Regions from separate parts of the Homo sapiens genome. Here region 2 is linked to region 1. Evidence: chromatin loops called from intact Hi-C (ENCODE). Cell type or tissue: GM12878. All regions are shown on one strand.

The links. Peaks named below come from ENCODE experiments on the same cell type or tissue, not always from the same donor. Only the 100,000 strongest peaks of a DNase experiment are listed, where the experiment ranks them.
Region 2: it touches region 1 in a loop (4-fold over the local background); 1 of 110 quality-filtered maps calls a loop at or near these places.

The regions. Positions count from the first base shown.
Region 1 is chr2:230,586,237-230,594,236 of GRCh38, reverse strand. LOC112268431 (a long non-coding RNA gene) reads left to right here and starts at 4,581. Exons shown (of 5, transcript XR_002959453.2): 1 at 4,581-4,739. It also overlaps the pseudogene RNU6-451P. RefSeq lists enhancers at 1,537-1,586, 4,424-4,673, 4,834-4,983. In GM12878, a CTCF peak has its summit at 4,657 (motif pointing right); DNase peaks (open chromatin) are centred at 4,476 and 4,876; H3K4me3 peaks cover 2,956 bases; H3K27ac peaks cover 8,000 bases.
Region 2 is chr2:230,947,239-230,955,238 of GRCh38, reverse strand. It overlaps a transcript of GPR55 not described here. Among named protein-coding and RNA genes, the nearest start is that of GPR55, 26 kb to the right of the region's middle. RefSeq lists enhancers at 4,421-4,480, 4,611-4,660, 4,851-4,920, 5,131-5,180. In GM12878, no CTCF peak of the experiment used is centred here; DNase peaks (open chromatin) are centred at 1,206, 4,578 and 7,058; H3K4me3 peaks cover 2,024 bases; H3K27ac peaks cover 8,000 bases.

The DNA.
Region 1 (8,000 bases):
AGGCTGCGGCTGACCTACACCCTACCTGGATGGGTCTTGTGAGGGATACATGCCAAGCTCCTGCACTGGTGCACGAACCTGTGCCTTCCTCTTCTCAGTGTCTGAGAGTGGGGGCTCCTCTACCACTCGAGCTCAGGCTACAGATCCCAGCTCAATACCCCTGAGCAGTGTACTCAAACCCTGGGCAACTGGGGCCAGGACCGTGGCTTTGTCCTCTAGTTCCTCTAGGTTGAGCACCGGCTGAGCTGGGGGCTGAACTGCTCCCAGGCCACCAGCCAAACACTCGGGCAGGGCAGTGGAGGCTGTGTTGTGTGCATACTCTTGTGGGAGCAGTGAGGCAGCGGCCCCGGGAGGGGCCAGTATACAAAGGGGCATGTAGATCAGATGCACTTCAGTCCTGCGGAAAAGGCCCTGCTCTCTCCCAGGCTGGTGGTCCTCAGGGTCTACCGTCATTCAGAGCAAGATTGAGAGCCTTGGGGGATAGGTGCCTATGGTTGTGTATCGCTGCAGCTGCCCCACAAGCAAAACCTTCTGGACTCCACAGAGGTTCCAACTCTGCCTCTGCCTACTCTTCAGACAGTTCCTCCTGCCAGTTCAAATGTCTGTGGGGGTCGCTGTGTTCTCCTGTGGCTAGGATCCCAGAGGCCTGCAACAGGAAAATGGTGCCCCACAGTTCCTTTCTTAGGTCCTGTTCAGGACTAGGATCTGGTCCTGATACTCGACAATCCCATGCAGGCTTCCCAGCTTCCTCCCTCTTCAGCCTCGATGTCTGTGTTGCCTCTCTATCCACTTTCAGTATTTTCTCTCAGAAAATCAATCCAAGATGTGATGGTTTACATGATATCTTGGTTTCTGTCAGTGGGAGAAATGTTTCCTGGCTGCATCTAGTTGGCTGTCTTGTCCTCACTCCCACAATGAACTTTTAATGTTGATTTTGTATCCTGCGATTTTATGAAATTCGTTTATTAGTTCTAACAGTTTTTTGATGGTGTTTTTAGGGTTTTCTATATGTAAGATCATGTCATTTACAAACAGACAATTTTTCTTCTTCCCAAGCCTGGTTCTTAAACGGATCCTATTTTTTCCTGTTTCTTTTTATTTCCTCCCAACCCTTTGCTTCTCACATAATCAACTCTGAAGATTTTTAAAGTTAGGATCTACAAGTTAACAAATATCTTGACTCAAGTTGGCCTAAATAATGAGAATATGTTCACCCTGAGGTTGGTGGTTCCTCTCGTGGTCATAAGATGACTGCTGGCAGCAGCTCAGAGACAGGGCCTTGTTTAGAGCCGCAGGGTGAGGAAGACTGGCTGGTTTTGCACAGAAGCTCCAGGAAAACTCCTTGCATGTCATCAGTGCAAACTGGCTTAGTCCTGACCATCCATGAGCGAGTGACCAGGGAGGAAGACAGATGACCACAACTGGCTTGGAGCAGTCATCTGAGGCAGAGGGGATTTGCAGAGTCAACCAGAGTGTCCTCTCTCTTTAAGCCAAGTGCTCTGTCATAGGTCTTTTACTCGCCTTACCACTTAGGTTTGTGTTTATTCTGAATCTTAACCAAGAATCTGATATGTTCCCCATAGTGTAAAGATCCTCATTCCTTTTTTTTGAGATGGAGTCTTGCTCTTGTCACTGACTGGAGTGTAATGACATGATCTCGGCTCACTGCAACTTCCGCCTCCCAGGTTCAAGTGATTCTCCTGCCTCAGCCTCCTGAGTAGCTGGGATTACAGGTGCACACCACCACACCTGGCTAATTTTTGTATTTTTAGTAGAGATGGGGTTTCACCATGTTGGCCAGGCTGATCTTGAACTCCTGACCTCAAGTGATCCTCCCACCTCGGCCTCCCAAAGTGCTGGGATTATAGGCATGAGCCACTGTGCCTGGCCTGGAATGATTTTTTTGAAAGACTCCAGGAAGGAGTACTATTGACTAGGGCATGGGGTTTAGAATCAAAGGGTTATTTCTGAACCACAAGAGTTCTAATCCTCCCAACAGCCATCTGAGGAACACCAAAGTGCTTTGTTCTTTCAAGGGAGTCAGAGAAGTCAGCACATTTGGGCCACTCTCTTGCTTAGGTTAACTTGCCCCATAATGGTTGGGAGCAAAAGAGAGCAGCACTCTGGAGAGATGGTTCTGCTGGGAGGGAGCACATCCTGCTTCAGTGAGACGTGTGACACACAAGTGACAAGTCAGAGCCAGAGAGAGAGGGTGGGGGAGGGAGAGAGAGGGAGAGGGAGGGAGAAGGCAGAGAGAGGGAGAGACCCACGCATGTGCAGGACCTGCATGTGCCTGTCCACCGGTGAAGATGTCCTCATTGGCGTGCTGGGATGTGTACCCAATTTGTGGGGAGAGAAACGCAAGAACGCAAGCCAGGGGTGGGGGGTGCAGGAGAAGAAGGATAGAAGCCTCGTTGACCCACATTTTTCATTATTTGGGCACAGAACCCTTATGTCCTGGGATTCCTCTTAAACAGTCAGCCAGGCGCAGTGTCTCACACCCGTAATCCCAGCACTTTGGGAGGCTGAGGTGGGTGGATTGCCTGAGGTTAGGAGTTTGAGACCAGTCTGGCCAACATGGTGAAACCCCATCTCTACTAAAAATACAAGAAAAATTAGCCAGATGTGGTGGCGTGTGACTGTAGTCCCAGCTACTCGGGAGGCTGAGGCAGGGGAATTGCTTGAACCAGAGAGGTAGAGGTTGCAGTTAGCCAAGATCATGCCACTGCACTACAGCCTGGGTGACAGAGCGAGACTCTGTATCAAAAACAAAACAAAACATAACAAACAAACCAAAAAACAGTCAGAAGTCAGATTCAGTGGAACATGATTTGGAAAGCATCATTCTGGATCACGGTACCCCTGGGGCCCCTGAATCCTCACCTGCTTTTGGGCTCTGCTCACCTTAAGCCCTAGATTCTAGCATCCCTGGGGCTCCCAGCTGCCTCCCTGTCTCTGCCCCACAGTTCGGCTCAGAGTTCTGGTCCCTGGTTTTAGTTCATGTCCTACTTTCATTCTCTCTTTGCTCCAATTTATCTTTAACTTTGTACTGATACATTTCAGTATTTTAAAAAGTCACTTCAAATCTTTCTTGAATAATATCAGAGTATGAGTGAAAAAAATCACTGTGTACAAACATAAATGTAGCTGGATCTTCATCTCACCCCTTAAGACCTAGATAATCTTGGTTCTCATCCTCTTGGCCCATCCCATGAGAATCATTTCTGAGCTCCACTGCCTGGACATCTCTAGGTCATTGATTTTGTTAGGTACATTTTCTACTTCCCCATGACTGCAGGTGAGAGTTTTACAGAACTTTTACTACTATATAACAAGGGTCTCCTTCCTCCAGATTCCACTAGTGTTTCTCTCGCTTTCTCATACACTGCACTGACATCTTCTGGAACACCTTTAGGCTTCCATCCACTGCTCTGTCCCACAGCCAAATGCCCCATGTTTTATGTTTTTGTTATAACTGCATCCTACTTCAAAATCTGTTCTAGTTATACTACTGTGAAAAAAAAAACTACCCTAAAGCAGTGATTTAAAACAATAAAAGTCTTATTTTATTTCGTGATACACCTGCAGTTTGGACAGAGCTCAGTGGAGATGGTGTGTGTCTGCTCTAGATGGGTATCTCCTGGCAGCTCGACCAGGGCTGCAGCATCAACTTCCAATATGGCGCACCACATGGCTGGCTGGCTGGCTGGGGCCCTCCTGTGGTTTAAGACCTGGTCTTAATATCAGCATAGCATTGCTTCTGCCATATTCAAACATTCTGTTGGTCAAGCAGTCACATATCCCAGATTAAAGGAAAGGGGACACAGACTCCACCTGTCAATGGGAGGAGTGTCAAATTCTGGGGATATTTTTTAAAAGCCTTATATCTGTACTATCTTTAAAAGCTTGGCTATTTTTACCAACTTGGCTCCTGCCTCTGGCCCCAGTGGTCCAGAGGTTTCTCTTTTTCCTCCCTGCCTGCTTTCCAGAAATTTCTAAGGGCATTCCCCTGACTTTATGATGTAGAGCATTTCAGCTTCCTCCAACCTATATCCAAATGCTTGGGGTCTAACTTGTCCAGTCAAGGTCACAATGTGCCCCACCAACTCATAGGCCTGAGAAAGGCTTGGAAGTTTCTGTCTTTCCCTTTTTTTTTTTTTTCCCATGGCCATGTCTGCAAGGGGAGGAGGCAAACAGAGTTTTACTTCTCTCTAACATCAACTATGTTACTTCACCTAGAAACAACTTCAGTCAGCTTTGGTCAAATAGAGTTTTCTGCCCTCTTTCCTTTGCATAAACACATGATCCCCTGACTTCCATGGACTTCTTGGAGTTGGCCTCCTGTTCCTCCTCCTTGGCCTGTACCCTCTTCTGGTCCTCCAGTCATGATTCTGTAAGTCCTTCTTAATTCCCGGCTACCATATTTTCACAAGAGTTGAGAAACCCCACTATCTGTGGCCTAGTTTTCACAAATACAGAGGCATTCAGAAATATTAATACTTTCACTTCCCTTTTCTACTTTCTGGGTGAGTCAGTTCAGACTTTTTGTTCTGGTCCCTGGGAGCCATGTTGGAAAGCCCACATTGGGCCTGAGAGTTCATAGATGTTGACGGATGGTGTGTCAGCCCCCATGGGGCTCTGCAGCCTAGAAAGTAGCAGGACCAGGAAGTCAGCAGGTGGAGGTGGCAAGTGAACAGAGGATGCGTCTTTTTCTCCCTTCCTTTGTCATCTTTCTCCATGTGGGTTTTTATATTTATTTACTTATACTTAGTTTTATTCCAAAACTTCTTTGAACTGGGTCATAAAGCCAACTGCATATTGTAAAGTAGAAGAAACTAAGCTCTGAGAAATCAGGTAAAAAGTGGCAAGTGATAGCTGGTGATGGAACGCTACCTATCCTGGCTTACCCTTTTGCAAATGTTACCTGGGTGAGACAAAGACATTTGAACCCTGAGGTTTCTTGTATTGGTTTTGCTTTGTTTTTCTTGGTATAGACCTAGGAGTGTAATTGCCCGGTCATAGGGTGGCTTTAGTAGACACTGCCAGTTTTCCAAAGTGGGTGTCCTAATTGTCACTCCACTAGCCACGTATGAGTGTTTCAAACAGCATATTCTTCTCAACATTTGATGCTAGGTTTTTTTTTTTTTTGTAGATCTTAGCCATTTTGGTGAATAGATAGTGGTATCTTGGCATAGTGGTATCTCATTGAGCTTTTACTTTGCATTTCCGTGAAAAACAATGCTTTTGAGCACTTTTTGATATGTTTATTGGTCATTTGAGTATTTTGTTATGAAATGCCTGTTATTTTGCCTATTTTTTTAAAAAAAATTGGGATTTTTGTGTTCTAATTACTAGACATTCTTCCTACATGTTCTACATAGAAGTCTTCTGTTGGATATGTGTTGTGAATATCTTCACATATTCTGTGGCTTTTTTTCACTCTCTTAATAGTGTCTTTTGATGAACAAAAGTTCTTAGTTTTAAGTAAGTCTAATTTGTCAGTGGTTTCTTTCATAGTTAGTGTTTTGGGATCTTTTGCAAGAAATCTTTGCCTACCTTAAGCCAAGAAGATATTATACTACCTGCTCTAGAAGCTTTACTATTTTATCTTTCATATTTAGGTCTATGATTCATTTGAAATAAATTTTTGTGTATGGTATGAGGTAGGGTGTTCAATTGCTCCAACAATACCATTTCATGAAGTGACCATCGTTTTCCCCACTGAAATGTGGCGGTGTCTTTGTTGTAAATTTGGTGACCTTATGTGTGTGTTTCTCTTTCTTGTAGTCTCTGTTGATTTATATGTTTATCTTTATGCCCATATCATGTTGTCTTAGTTATTGTAACTTTATATGAAGTTAAAACATTGTGATTCTTTTTCAAGACTCTTTTGGCTAACTTTGGTCTTTTGCATTTTCATTTATATTTTAAAATCAATTTGTCAATTTCCACAAACAATTCCACTTGAATTTTATTAAAATTATATTGAATCTATGAATCAGTTGGGGATAACTTACATATTAATATTTAGTCTTCAATCCACAAATATACCTTTCCATTTATTTTGGCTTTCTTTAATTTCTCTCAGCAAAAGTTCTATGATTTTCAGTGTAGTGTTCTGGAACATCTTTTGTTAGATTTACCTTTATTGTTAGTGGTTTTGATGCTTTTGAAAAGGATATTGTTTTTCTATTTTTATTTAAACTTATAATTTGCTAGTATACAAAAATACAATTGATTTTTGCATATTAACCTTGAATCCAGATACTTTACTGAAGTTACTAATTAATTCTAATAGTTCATTTCTTTAGATTTTCCAAGTATATAGTCATCTGCAAATAATGGTAGTTACATTTCCTCCCTTTTGGGTTTATTCTTTTCATTTCTTTTTATCACCTGATTGCATTATCTAGGATTTCTAGTAAGTGTTAAATGGAAATGGTGACAGTAGACATTTTTGTCTTGTTCTCAAATTGAGTGGGGAAGTATTTAGTATTTCACATTTAAGTATAGTGTTAGCCATAGGGTTTTGTTTGTTTATATACTTCATTATATTAAAAAAGTTACTTTCTATTCTTAGTTTTCTGAGAGTTAAAAATCATGAACAGATATTTTATTATATTTTAGCTTTTTCTGGATCTATTGAAATTATCATATATTTTTCCCCTTTATTTTGTCAATCTGGTGATATACATTTCCTGATTTTTTTTTTTTTTTTTTTTGAGACGAGAGTCTTGCTCTGTTGCCCAGGTTGGAGTGCAATGGCACAATCTTGGCTCACTGCAACCTCCACCTCCTAGGTTCAAGCAATTCTCCTGCCTCAGCCTCCTGAGTAGCTGGGATTACAGGCACGCACCACCATGTCTGGCTAATTTTTGTATTTTTAGTAGAGACAGGGTTTCATCATGTTGGCCAGGCTGGTCTCGAACTCCTGACCTCGTGACCTGCCTCAGCCTCCCAAAGTGCTGGGATTACAGGTGTGAGCCACGGCACCCGGCCTCCTGATTTTTTTTTAATGGAGTGTTTTACAAATTTATGTGTTATCCTAGTGCAGGGGCCATGCTAATCTTCTCTGTATTGTTCCGATTTTAGTGTATGTGTTGCCGAAACAAGCATGATTTCCTGATTTTTAAATGTTAAAGAATTCTTGCATTCCTGGAATAAGTCTCACTTAGTCATGATGTATTATTCTTTTTACCTATTGCTGGATTTGACTTGCTAATGTTTTGTTGCAGTTTTCCCATCTCTGTCCACGAGAGATAGTAACCTCTACTTTTCATTTTTGTAATGCTTTTGTCAGGTTGTATATCAGAATTATGCTATCCTTCTCTAGTGAGTTAGAGTGTGTTCCTTTTTTCTTTCTTCACTGGAAGAGTTTGTGTAAGATTGGTTATTTTCTTTCTTAAATGTATGTTTTGAAGAACTTGCAAGTGAAGTCATCTGGGCCTGGAATGTTTTGGCTAGGAAAGGCATCTGGGAATCTTGATGTTTACTTTCTCTTTGTATTTTTTTTTCCTTAAGATGTTTGCAGTGGTCCAGAAGAAGGAGATTTCCTGTGAGATCTTTTCCAATCACTTCAAGGAGAATAAGGTGGAGATAGCAAATGCAATAACAAAGCCATTTCCTTTTCTTGAAAGCCTCAGAGACAATTCCTTTATCACTGAAAAAATGTATACTATAAGTGAAGTTTATTACGTCACCCACTGTAGTCCGGCCCCCACATTAATTTATATTTGGCATCCTGGATTCAAAGTTTAGTATATTGCTAACTGCCTGATAGGCCTTTTATGCCTTTTGTGGGAAGACCCTTTTCTGTTGGTTAATTATTGTATAAGGTAGAAGGTAATGGGGTAAACAGATGTCATTAAAGATGACACTTCTATTTCTTTTTCTTTTTTTTTTAGAGACAGCATCTCACTCGGTGGCCCAGGATGGAGTAAATTGGCACAATTATGGCTCACTGCAGCCTAGGTCTCCTGGGTACAAGCAAACCTCTCACC
Region 2 (8,000 bases), 360 kb before region 1:
AACAACATTTGTTGTTTGTATTATCTGACAAAATTTCAACAGTGGATTGTGAATTATTCTTTTCTTTGCCACTCAAAGTAGATGGAGATCATAATTTCACAGAAATGGTATATGAGTTGGGATGCTAGCTCTTGGTGACAGATTACTGTCACATAGTAAAGGGATAAACATAGTGGGAGGAATTCAAAAGATGACTCTGTCCCTAACTGTAATTGCATCAAGGGATGACATGTTAGTTTCTTTTCACTTGCCAATTCCAATTGTTGGATGAGGATTGCTTAGAAGACTATATTAAGGATTCCTGGGACACTCCAGGCTCAGGGAGAAAGAGTACAGTAATTGATTAGTGATGTCTGTCATGACTTTTTTGAAAGAGTGCAAGTGGCATGGAAGCCATATTTGCTAACTTTGAATTCCAAACACAAACTAAATTGAATGCTTAAAAAACACTAACACCTTCAAGAAAGCATTTATTAAAGTAATGATCATTGGCCTTGGTTAGTGGGTACAAAAAAACAGAAAGAATAAATAAGATCTAGTATTTGATAGCACAACAGGGTGACTATAGTCAATAATAATTTAATTGTACATTTGAAAATAACTAAAAGAGTATAACTGGACTATTTGTAACACAAAGGATGAATGCTTTAGTTGATGGATACCTCATTTACCCTGATGTGATTATTACACATTGTATGCCTATATCAAAATCTCATGTACCCCATAAATATATACATCTACTATTACCCACAAAAATTAAAAATAAAAAGTTTAAGGCCGGGAGGCTTCGGCCAGTGGCATGGAAAGGAGGGAACTAAGACTGAAGTCTGAAAGCCAAGCTTTAAATCCAACAGAAAATGAACTAGAAGAGAGTTAAGCCGAGTCCTCTTCAGGACACAGAATGATAGCCAGCCCAGAGCAGGGGCTTGGCTCTGTCACTGTGGAAACACAGAGAAAGTTCTGGCTTGGATGGGGTGTTGGCAGTGCCATCTACACTGTGTCAGGGGAAGGGGCAAGGAGACCAGGTGCAAGGATGCACGTGGTCCACCTGATGCCAGGGGCAGCTGTTGTGGGCACGATTACGGGGCTGCATAGCCAGGGCTGTGAAACCTTTGCATCTCGGAACTTGCTCAGAAGCCCTCTGTTACGATTTGGCTTCCTGGGCAAGACAAGGTCCGTTGATCAGAAGCCAGTGGGAAGCTGTGGTTTCCAGAATGAGCTCAGCTAACATAAGCTTGCTCCACAGGCCTGCTCATCAGACCTTGGAGCCTCTCAGGCTGAGGACTCGCCTTGGGGATCCCCCACCAGGAAGGTGGTTCCAGGAGACCGGGGAGGTGGAGGGGACTGCCAGCCTTCATCTCCTGGCCGTGTGCAGACTCACACCTACTCATGCTCCTGGTTTTTAAGAAGATCCACACTGGACAGATGTGTATGCTGGATGCTTCCAGCCTCTCCAGTTTCCTAGGAGATCCTGCTCTTTAATGCCCTCCTTATAATCAGCTGAGGGACACAGGATGTACAGGGTTTTACCAGGTTCTTGTCCCCTGATAGTGTCTGGGAAGATGTGTTTATTTCCCCTTCCTGCTGTAACACATTGCCATATATTAAGTGGCTTAAAATAACACAAATTTATTATCTTACAGTTCTGTAGGTTAGAAGCCCAACACAAGTCTCACTGGGCTAAAATCAGGGTGCTGGCAGGACTGTGTCCTCCTGGAGGCTCTAGAGGAGAACCTGTTTCTCTGTCTTTCCAGCTTCCAGAGCCAGTTCTTCCTGCAGCCCTTGGCTCATGGCCCCTTCTTCCGTCTTCAAACCCAGTAACAGTGGGTTGAGTCCTTCTCACATCCTATCCCTCTGTCTCTTCTGCCCTACTCTCTACCTTCAAGAACTTTTGTGATTACATTGGGCCTATCAGGATAATCCAGGATAATTGGCAACCTTAATTCCATTGACAACCTTAATTTGCCATGTAATTTAACATACTCACCAGTTCTTGAGATTTGTACCTAGACATACTGGGACAGGGGAGATTATTCTGCCCACCTCAGAAGCCCCTAACAATGCTCCAGGATCCACACAACCACCACCTCCACCTGGTTGCTGCTGGTCACTTTAGCCAGCCACCTCTCCTTCCTTCCTTCTGGCCACCTGGGAACTAGCTTTTCTGGGGTGCGCATGCTTCCTTAGCCACTGCACCCAAGGATGGACCCAAGTATCACTCTAATTCCCCAAGGCCCAGCTGAAACAGAGGAAAACATCATGGTGACAACTGGCAGCAGAGGTCCTCATAGCTGGGGAAACACCTTGGCAACTGTTAGGGCAAATGGCGGAGCAGAGGACGCAGACATCGGCCAGCACCTGGGCCACCATGCAGAGGCTTCAGCTGCTGGAAGGAAGGAAAGAGGAGGGGGAGAGAGAAGGGCCAGGAAGGCAGAAGGTGAGAGAAGCCTGCCTCCAAGAGGCTGGCTCCTGTGGGGGCCGGCCTGAGGATGTTCCCTGGGGACAGGGTGGCCGTGGGCCATTTCAGCTGTGCAGATGCCCGATGGAAGCTTGTGTTTCTGTGATGTGAAATCTCCCTGTCTCTCTGCAGTCCCTGAGCTTCAGAAACGCCCATGACACCTTGTGGGCAGGGGTTCTCTATAGGACTCCTGGAAGAGTAGACAAGTAACTGACAAGCGGCACCATGGGAAAAGCAGAGGCTGTAGAGGTGTCAGCAGCCCTGCCCTGGGAATGTGCAGAAAACTTGGGAGGGCATTGGCCATCCCCAGATCACACAACAGGACATCCCACGGAGGGCTGTGGCCTTCCTTAGCCCTCTGGGCTCACAATGAGCCAACCTCATGTAGAGTTCAAGGCACGGCCAGGCTCCAGCTGACTTCTGGATCACACCTGCTAAGACCAGGTAGTACCTTTTAATCCAATATTATTACTGAAGGCTTGGGCATAAGAAGAGAGCACTTTAGCATAGAAGGAGCATTCCAAAGTGCTCACCAGGATTGTGGCTCCTGGCACACAAGCTGCGCCCGCCCTCAGGCTTTCCCTGTCCCTATAGGCCTTGGCCTGCTGCCTGCAGGAGGGTTTGCCCACATGTCCTGATGAGAGCTCAGGTGACCATGTCGTCTCTATCTTTGAGGTCTAGTAACCCCCCCTCCCTCTCCAAATGTACCTTCTCTTGCTGGATGTGGTGGCTCACACCTGTAATCCCAGCACTTGGGAGTTTGAGGCAGGAGGATGGTTTGAGTCAGGAGTTTGAGACCAGCCTGGGCAACATAGCAAGACCCCCGTTTCTGCAAAAAAATTAAAAAAAAAAAAATTAGCCGGGCCTGGTGGTATGTACCTGTAGTCCCAGCTGCTCAGGAGGCTGAGGTAAGAGGATCATCTGAGCCCAGGATGTTAAGGTTGCAGTGAGCCATGATTGTGCCATTGCCCTCCAGCTTGGGCAACAGAGCAAGACCCTGTCTCACAAAAAAAAAAAAAAAAAACCCCAATAACAACAAAAAACCCACAAATGTACCTTCTCTGGGCCTAATGAAAGGGAAAAAAATCCCTGCTTACCCTCAGTTGTCAAGATCCCAGCCAACTCTAAGTTGTGAATGGTACAAAGCGGAGCTGTCAGCCTTTTGAACTCCTCTGGGTCAAAGGGTAGGCTATTTTTAAGGCCCCTGGTATGTGTTGCCAAGTTGCCTTCTAGAAACCACATAGGCTGCCCTCTTCCCTAGACATCTGCCAGCACTAAGCATTGCCATCTAATAAATCTCTGCCAAGTTGGTATGAAAAAATCTCATTTTCATTTTTAGTTCTTTGATTACGTGTGTATATTTTAAAAATATGCATATTGTTTCAGGGAAACACTCCCAAACCATGTTTTTCCTCTGTTCTCACACCACCACGACAACAATCATCAACACAGAAGGAGAATTCTGGGACCAGATGTGTGGGGGGTTGTCCCACTAAGCCGCGGACAGCAGCGGGGTGTCCTCCAGTTCAATTCCAACACTGTCTACCTGGAGATAGTCTTACAGCCCACAGGTTGAGGGCTCAGTCCCAAGACTATCCCTGACCCAGACACAAGTCTGGCCCTTCGGAACTTCTGACCGACCAACTTCAAGTTGGGGTTCCCACAACGCCCTCTTTGGGTTTGATCAATTTGCTGGAGTGACTCACAGAACTCAGGGAAACACATTAGCCCGTTGATTCTAAAGGATGTTACAAAGGACACTGATGAAGAGATGCACAGGGCAAGGTATAGGGGAAGGGGCATGGAGCTTCCAGGAACCTCCGTGTGCTCAGCTCTCCGGAAGCTCTCTGAACCCTGTCCTCTTGGGGTTTTTATGGAAGCTTCATGATGTCAGCGTTCCTTCTCTCAGGGCATAGGACAGAACCCTCTCTGGGGAGAGTCTTAAGACCCACAATCAGAAAGGCGGGGGAAGATACGAGTCCTGCCTTGCGGCAGGTGAAAGGAGAGCTGGAGAAGGCCAGAGAGATTCTGTTTCCTGAGGCCTAACACAGCCACTGTCATAACACGAGACTGTAACAGGGACTATGGGGGTTCCGAGCCAGAAACTGTGGACAAAAGCCAACACGTGTGTACTTATCATAACACCACACATGTCACTTCTTGTGAATGATATTAGTAATAATGAAAAACCTATTTCCAGTGTCGCGAATCTCTATTTAGATGTGAGAAAAAATGTTTGACTTATGTGAAGCAGAGAAGGTTTCCTTATCTGTGCAGCTCTCGTTATGAGGTCTGAGGCTGGAGTGCGGGAAAGAAGAGCAAAACGAGAAAAACAAAAAAGAGGGGAAAGAGAAGATGAGAAGAAAATAAAAGTGGCAAGAAGAGATAAAAAGACAAAAAAGCCAATTGCTCTAATTGCTCTGCGTCTTGTCCTGGGTGCCATGCCTGGGAGACAGGCAGGTAGGCGATGGGCTGAACAAGGTCTGTCCAGCACACTCTGCATTCTGCCACATCATGTGCAGGCCAGTGGTTCCCAGACAATGTGGCTTCAGGACCCCTTTACACTCTTAAAAAGTGTTAAGGATCTCAAAAAGCTCTTATCTATGTAGATATCTATCAGTGTTTCCTGTGTTAGAAATTAAAACAAAGAAACTGGCTGGGCGTGATGGCTCACGCCTGTAATCCCAGCACTTGGGGAGGCCGAGAGGGTGGATCACGATGTCAGGCGTTCAGCCTGGCCAGCATGGTGAAACCCCGTCTCTACTAAAAATACAGAAAAATTAGCCAGGCGTGGTGGTGGTTGCCTGTAATCCCAGCTATTTGGGAGGCTGAGGCAGAGAATTGCTTGAACCCGGGAGGCGGAGGTTGTAGTGAGCCGAGATTGTGCCACTGTACTCCAGCCTGGGTGACAGAGCGAGACTCTTGTCTCAAAAAAAAAAAATAAATTTAGTGAGAAGAGAAGCATTATTTTTACATTTCCACAGATCTCTGTGATGCTGGGCTTTATGAAAGATGGTTGGCCTCTCCTATCTCTATTCAGTCTATTGTGGTATCACACAGCATACAGCCTCCAGAAAACTCCACTGTACACTCACTAAAGGAAGACAGTGGAAAAGGAAATACTAACAACATTTCAGTATTATTATGAAAATAGTTTTGACCTTGTGGATCCCCAGAAAGTGTCCCAAGACCACCCTTCCCCACAGAGTGCCTGAGCCACACTTTGAGAAGTGCTGATCTAGGCCGGGGAATTGATGGAATCCACCCCATTCTTCCCAGGAAGGCAATCTTACAATAGCTATCAAGAACTTTAAAAGCAGGATGGGCGCGGTGGCTCACGCCTGTGATCTCAGCACATTGGGAGGCCAACGCGGGCAGATCGCAAGTTCAGGAGTTCGAAACCAGCCTGGTCAACATGGTGAAACCCCGTCTCTACTAAAAATACAAAAATTATCTGGGTGTGGTGGCAGGTGCCTGTAATCCCAGCTACTCGAGAGGCTGAGGCAGGAGAATCGCTTTAACCCGGGAGACAGACGTTGCAGTGAGCTGAGATTGCGCCATTGCACTCCAGCCTGGGTGGAAGAGTGAAACTCCGTCTCAAAGAAAACAAACAAACAAACAAACAAAAAAAGAGCCATAAAAGCATTAGGGCCTGTTGATGTAGTGATTCCTCTTTGGGGACTATATTTTATATTTATTAATTTTATTTTTTGAGACAGGGTCTCAGTCTGTTGCCAAGGCTGGAGTGCGGTGGCACCATCCCAGCTCACTGCAGCCTTGACCCCCCTGGCTCAGATTATCCTCCCACCTCAGCCTCCCGAGGAGTTGGGATTACAGGCGCACGCCACCAAACCGGACTATTTTTTGTAAAGATAGGGTCTCCCAATGTTTCCCAGGCTAGTCTCAAACTCCTGAGCTCAAGCAATCCTCCTGCCCCTGCCTCCCAAAGTGCTGGGATTACAGGCGTGAGCCACCTCGCCCAACCCTCAGGGAATATATTTTAAAACAATAATTCCCAAAGGAAGGAAAAACTTCCTAAATGACCTATAATTGGGGAATGGTTAAATAAATGCTGGCATATACATTTAATAGAATATTATGTGGTTTAAAAGGATAATGATGAAGACTCTGCACTGGCATGGAAGGAATATCTACAGCTCTAAGTGAAAAAATCCGAATTATATAACTGACTCTTCACCATGCCTGCCAATGTCATGCTGGCTCTGCCTGGAAACAAAGCCTCAAAGGCAACGAGAGAAAGTAGGTTCTATTCCATATATAGGGTAGGGACTATGGGAGAATTTTTCCTTCTCTTTTTGGTTTATTTTGATTTATTTATTACTATTATTATTATTTTGCAATTAGTGAAAACAAAAATCAGGACTGTTGAATCTGTCTTGCTTCCCCAGGTCAGTGCGGTTGGGAGGTGTGTGGAGAGCAGCCACCCAGACCCAGAGGTCAGGAGATGGGGAGGGAGGAAGGAGTGGGGGAGGCTCTGAGTGGGGAAGTCAGGCCTGGAGGGGCTGATAGCTCAGCTGGTTCTAAGTTCCCTTTCAGTGCTGACTGAGAAAGCTCTCCTAAGCAGCTGTTGTCAGAGGCCTGCGGGAGACACAGACCAAGCATAGGGGCTGTGCTTTGCCTCACCAAGGGAGGAAGCTGTGGGGGCGGCCAGGGGGTGGGCGGCGGTGGCAACTGCAGCACCCAAGACCTCTTGGAGAGAACTGAAGTCAGTGGCCACACCCATGTCACAAAGGAGCCGGGCGGGCACTGCAGGCTTCATCCACTGATGGGGAGCTTGACAGACACCAAAGCCACCGTGGCCTGGTGAGGCGGGATGCCGAGTTTCTGCTTAGGTAGGACAGGGCCAGATTTGTATTTTAGGAAGCCTCGCTGTAGCTGGGTGCAGGCTATGTTAGGAGTTGGAGGGGGGGCACCAGCTGAAGTTGAACACAATGGTACTTTAAAAAATAGCACTAAAAGGCTGGATGTGGTGGTCGACACTTGTAATCCCAGCACTCTGGGAGGCTGAGGTGAGAAGATTGCTTGAGCCCAGGAGTTCGAGACCATCCTGGGCAATATAGTAAGACCTAGTCTCTACAAAAGTTAAAAATTAGCCTGGCATGGTGGTGTGCCCCTGTGGTCCCAGCTACGTGGGAGGCTGAGGCACGAGGATTGCTTGAGCCTGGGATGTCGAGGCTGCAGTAAGCTATGATTGGGCTACTGCACTCTAGCCTGAGAGACAGAGTGAGACCCTGTCTCAAAAAAAAAAAAAAAAAAGGTCATAAAGTTGACCAACAGACACTCCCTACTGGAGTGGAGAGTATGGGATGGGCTTTATTCCCCTGAGCTAAAAATGTAACCAGGGTCCCAATTATACCTTGCAACTTAGATGCAATCTTCTAGGATTGCAAATGTGCTCTTTCATCGTGCTCTTGCCCTTTGCATTGGAGCCCAGTTGGCTGGTGCACGTCCAAGGTGCAGCTGGCAGGCTCCAGCTTTGCTGCTGCAGCACACCTAACCAACTTCAGTAAGATCGCCCCAT